Linked DNA regions of Homo sapiens: region 2 is linked to region 1. Evidence: chromatin loops called from intact Hi-C (ENCODE). Cell type or tissue: dorsolateral prefrontal cortex. All regions are shown on one strand. Links, peaks and the distances in the headings refer to the core of each region. The heading gives the core; the rest is flanking DNA. Region 1 has its middle 100 kb from the start of KIF2A. Region 2 has its middle 150 kb from the start of KIF2A.

Region 1 (2,924 bases), core at 96-2,595:
GAGTGTTGTGGTGCTATCATAGCTCACTGCAGCCTTGAACCCTGGGCTCAAGAGATCCTCCTGCTTCAGCCTCCCAAGTAGCTAGGACTACAGGTGCACATTGCTGTGCCTGGGTAATTGTTTAATTTGTAGGGATGGGGTCTCACCATGTCACCCAGGCTGGTCTCAAGTGATCTTCCTGCCTTGGCCTCCCAAAGTGCTAGGATTACAAATGTGAGCCATTGCACCCAGCCAGAAATGTATTTTCGAAAGGAGAAAGAGGAAAAGACATGACAATTTATATATGTATGTGGTAAAAGTCATAAAGCCTTACTTATGATCAAATAAATACAAAATAAAAATGGGATAATTTTTTACCTATGAAGAGTTAAAAAGTGATTATACATAGTATTAGTGAAATTTTAGAGAAATGAAATATTCAAAAATATATCATGAGAAATGCATACTATTTTTGCAGTAAGGAGACAATATGTGTCAATATTTAGACTCCTTTTAACCTACTTATTTTACTTCTAAAAATTTAAGGAAAAATATGTGATATGACAAAAATGATGGTGCAGCCAGATAATGGAATTTTAAGTAGTCATAAAAATCATAATTTGTGAAAAAACACAAGGAAAATATTATGTAGATTATGACCTGTATAGTCACAGAAAAATATGTAGAAAATAGTTAAAATGGTAACAGCAATAAGATGAGGTTGGTGGATTATGGATCACTTTCACTTGCTTTTTTGAACTTTTTAGCACTTTTATTTATAATGAACATTTATTTTCTTTAATCAGAAAACGCTTTTTAAATAAAGGTTAGAAAAAATTATTCCCTTCTTATCTCTCTCTCTCCACATTCAGCTCAACTCCTTACCTATCCTAGGGCTCAGGATCTGACTTTACTGTTCCTTTTCACTCAATCTTACGGGACTCCTCTGCCAGTGTCAACCAACTCTGATACTTTCAACCCGTCCACACATTCTTTTTGACCTCTGGTGTGGATGTTTTTTACCTTTGGCCCACTGTCTACTGTAGAAGCTAAAAACGCTGGATGGTATCTTCCCAGTGTCCCTTGGATCTAGGGTATGGGCTCGTGTTGCAAGTTCCCCCAGCCAGATGCGTCTGCACCAGACTTTGCATTGGAAGCTAGAGCTGCACGGAAGCAGAGCCACCAGGAACCCATTAGGTGGAGCTAGTGCTGACAGCAGCAAATGTAGTTTCCAGAGGCAGCAGCAGTGGGTTGAGGGGCCGGAAGTGTCCTTGGAGATTGGCCCTCATGGCATCCAGGATGGTTCAGCAGTGTGTCTGGTGTGTTTGGTGTTGGCAGGGACAGCCAGGTAAAATATACGGCACTGGGGCACTGGAGTCTTCCCAGAACCAATTGTGTGCAGTGAGATTGAGAACATTGTTTCTGGAAGTGTGGCTTCACGTCAGATTCTCCAACTTTGTGGGAGATTATGTGAATTACCAATTATCTTTTAATAAATTCCTTTTCTATGCAAATTACCCCAGAGTTGATTAATGTGTATTGAAACTAAAAACTTTGATGGATATACTTTGTTTTTACTTTTTGATATCACCTCCTCAAAACTGTATCATTTGAGGTCATTTCCTTTCCTCACCCAGTGATGGAGGAGGCGTTGTTTCTCTGCCACATTAAGACCAGTGTCTCTTTATCGCAATTTCTTAGCAACATCTCTTTTGACCTTAAGCTCATCACTGCTGTCAGCTGACTTGCAGAACCACTTTTGTATTCAGCCGCTTGCTTCTATTCTCTAAAACCTCTACATTCACGTTGGTGACCAACTATACTTTTCTTACCTTCGATGACGTTTCTTAGGAAATGACTTTGAATTAAGAAGACAGTGAGATGGGAGGGACAGGTCTGAAGCTTGCTCTGAAACTTAATGAGTCTGTATATAAGCCAATTCTCCCCATTGGTGTTAATGTTGTAACTCAAACCAGAAGGGCTGAGGCTAGAGAAAAGATGGCTTGAAGGGGAAGTTAGAAACTGGACCAGCAATAGAAAGATGGATAGATTGGCTTTTAGCAGCTGACTTCATAATCAAAGTCTAAGAGAGATGTGTTAATATGAGCAAAAACACTACCAAAAAGGTGAGGCAGGCTCATTCTACTGACAAACAACAGATCAGTAGCATTTATTATCTTGTTATCCTCTGAAATCTTTAGCAAAAGTCTCTTAGAAACCCTCAAATGAAGCTATATGTTGTTTGGGGGCAGAGGTCAGAGGACAAATTTCAAGAACATACGGTCTTGCCACAAAGGAGAAACTCAGGTAGAAAAGCAGATAGAAATAGAATGGACTCTGGTGGGGTAAATGGGGAACTAGCCTCATGTTAAAAACAGGCTGTGGTGCACATCTGAGGGAGGACTTTGACACTGTTACTCTGTTCGCTCCATGAACCACAAGCGTGTTCCCTCTTCGGACTTTTTCATTGTTCACATTTGTTCCAGTTCCAGGGAATTAGGCTCAGAACTTCCTTTCTTCTCTTCCAATACGATTTCCTTGTCTTCCTTGGCTGCAGGATCCCCCAGCCTGACACATCTGCACCAGACTTGGCATCGGAAGTTAGAAATGCATGGAAGCAGAGGCCACCGGGAACCCACTGGTGGAGCTGGCACTGGCCACAGGGAATGAAGCTTCCAGAGGCAGCAGTAGTGGGTTCAGGGGCCATAAATTCAGATTACATTTTCTGAACCTGTTTTTATCTTGATAATGACTTTAAGTCTTAATTCGTCTCTTTCCTTCCTCTTTATAATACTTTGGCATTCACTTGCTTCCCCTACCAAAACTTTGGAAGCTCGGTTGTTTTGGAGCTACTTTAAATCTGCAATTTTATATCCCCTGGTCACCAGTGATGAACCTCAGCCTTGAATTATTCCTATTGTTTGCTTTTGGTTAATATTGTCACA
Region 2 (2,924 bases), core at 244-2,743, 51 kb after region 1:
TGCAGGAGTGAGTGTCATGGGGATTAACTAATTTACAGCTGTGAAGAGCTTTCAACATATGAACTGCTAAACAAGTGTGAGATCGTAAAGAGAATTTAAAACACCATCAGCTTGTGGAGCGTGCCCATTTGATGCCTATCATTATATGTTTAACTGTTAGTATTACTACTCATAATAAACTTTTATGAGGTACTTTAGGTGGTTGAAGTGTTTTTATGAGAGCTAATTTGTTGTTCCAACCAGCTCTATGAGGTAGGTCAGTATTTTTGTCATCCTTGTTTTGGAAATTACATTAAATCGGTACATGCATCATTAATAAAAATCTTAAACTTCTTGATATTTGGAAGCATTTTGTGATTGAAGACAATTCTCACATGGTGATCACACCTAACACAAAGCTCCAATGGTAGGGCAATGGGAGAGTGAATTATACTTTTGGTTCTCAATACAACATGGCAAAACCTTTTATTTGGAATTATTTAGATGTTTACACACTAACTCTGTGGCAGTTCTTGTGTTAGCTTCTTCTGTGTATTTGTCAGGGTGCATTTAGAAAAACTGAGCTGACTCTAGATATTTCACACTGAAGAAGTTTAATGCAAGAAATTGGTTACACATGTTTTGGATGGGCTATAAGAGCAAGTGGAAGGATTAGGTGCTGGGAGAGCAATTAAAAAGAAGAGGTCACACCCAGAAAATTAGTTACTTCAGGAATCAGTCTCACTTCCAGGGTTGGGGAAGAGAAGGGAGGAGGTAAATTTACTAGAATCCAGGGACATTACTTGCTGCTGGGCTGGATCCATGGAGAGGAGCCCACTGCAGGAGTCAGAATCACAGAAGGGAGGCAGTCACCTCCAAACCTGCAGCCAGGGCAAGAAAGATGGACATCTTCACCCCTGCTCCCTCCCTCTAATATTGCAGACTTATAGAAAGTAAGAGGCCAGGGAGCCTGGGAAATAAGGGATGTAGGTTTCTAGCTCCAGGCCCATACAGCAACAGAATAGATAAGGGTGGATGCAGGGCTGAGAGACAGCAGGTACGCAACTGGCCCCATTTGTAAGTCCACTAATTTTTCCTTGGAGGCTCAGAGATAATCAGAAATTTCCTCCAAGACCTTTACACCAGCAAGCGGTGGGCCTGCTAGTTGCCCACCCAGGTTTGCCAACCAAAAGAGTAATGTGTGTTCCAAGTGCCATACTTATCTCCCTTAGCCTTAGTGTGCTCACTTTTCCAATAGGGCTCTAGTGGCAGGTAGTAAGAATGTTCATCTCTAACTACCTTCAAGGTAGGATAAGGATCAAGTTAAATCATGTACATTAAAGCAAATTTACAAGAAAAAAACAAACAACCCCATTAAAAAATGGGCAAAAGACATGAACAGGCACTTTTCAAAAGAAGACATACATGTGGCCAACAAGCATGTGATAAAAAGCTCAGTATCACTGATCAATAGAGAAATACAAATCAAAACTACAATGAGATGCCATCTCACACCAGTCAGAATGGCTATTAATACAAAGTCAAAAAATAACAGATGCTGGTGAGATTTCAGAGAAAATGGAATGCTTATACACTGTTGGTGGGAGTGTAAATTAGCTCAGCTATTGTGGAAAGCAGTGTGGCAATTCCTCAAAGAGCTAAAAACATTCCACCCAGCAATTCCATTACTGGATATATACCCAAAAGAATATAAACTGTTCTGTCATAAAGACACATGCATGCACATGTTCATTGCAGCACTATTCACAATAGCCAAGATATGGAATCAACCTAAATGCCCATCAATGGTAGACTGAATAGAGATAATGTGTGATATGGTTTGGCTCTGTGTCCCCACCCGAATTTCATCTTGTAGCTCCCATAATTCCCATGTGTTGCGGGAGGGACCCGGTGGGAGATGATTGAATTATGGGGCGGGTCTTTCACATGCTGTTCTCGTGATAATGAATAAGTTGCATGAGATCTGATGGTATTATAAAAGGAGTTTCCCTGCACAAGCTCTCTTTGCCTGCTGCCCTCCATGTAAGATATGACTTGCTTCTCCTTGCCTTCTGCCATGATTATGAGGTCTCCCCAGCCACATGGAACTGTGAGTCCAATTAAACCTCTTTCTTTTGTAAATTGCCCAGTCTCGGGTAAGTCTTTATCAGCAGCATGGAAACAGACTAATACAATGTGGTACATATACATCATGGAATACTATGCATCCATAAGAAGAATGAGATCATGTTCTTTGCAGGAACACAGATGGAGCTGGAGGCCATTATCTTTAGCAAGCTAACACAGGAACAGAAAACAAAATATCGCATGTTCTCATTTATAAGTGGGAGCTAAATGATGAGAACACATGGACACAAAAGGTGGAACAACAGACACTGAGACCTACCTGTGGGTGGAGAGTGGGAAGAGGGAGAGGATCAGAAAAATTAACTATTGGGTACTAGGCTTAGTACTTGGGTGATGAAATTATCTGTACAATAAACCCCCATGATATGAGTTTACCTGTATGACAAACCTGCACATTTGCCCCTCAACCTGAAATAAAAGTTTTAAAAAGTAAAAAATAAAAGCACATGATTAATGCTAATGCAATCCACAAATGTAAGTTAGTATTGCTATTTGGAAATAATTTTTACCAAGGTTTACAAAAATGTTTACAAAGATAAATCCAGGATTATTAAGATGAGACTTCTCTTCCCTTAAAATGAAGTTGAAGCTCTTCAAATTAAGACTGTGGCTGAAAATTGAGTGTCTATGTGTGTGTGTGTGTGGGGGGGGGGGGGGGGTCAATTTTCAGTTGGTGATTGCTGTTCTTGTTGGATTCATGTGAGTCTTTACAAAACAGGCTAAAGCATTACCTACAGCTTCTAATGTATCCTGATAGGCTTTACAAAATGTTGCCAGGTTTCAGTCATGCAACCCTT

What was found. Peaks named below come from ENCODE experiments on the same cell type or tissue, not always from the same donor. Only the 100,000 strongest peaks of a DNase experiment are listed, where the experiment ranks them.
Region 2: a loop joins it to region 1, with 2.2 times the contacts of the local background. A loop is called at or near these places in 1 of 110 quality-filtered maps.

Annotation. Positions count from the first base shown.
Region 1 is chr5:62,204,635-62,207,558 of GRCh38, reverse strand. No RefSeq gene overlaps it. Among named protein-coding and RNA genes, the nearest start is that of KIF2A, 100 kb to the left of the region's middle. In dorsolateral prefrontal cortex, for the core only: no CTCF peak of the experiment used is centred there; a DNase peak (open chromatin) is centred at 1,178.
Region 2 is chr5:62,153,424-62,156,347 of GRCh38, reverse strand. No RefSeq gene overlaps it. Among named protein-coding and RNA genes, the nearest start is that of KIF2A, 150 kb to the left of the region's middle. In dorsolateral prefrontal cortex, for the core only: no CTCF peak of the experiment used is centred there; no DNase peak of the experiment used is centred there.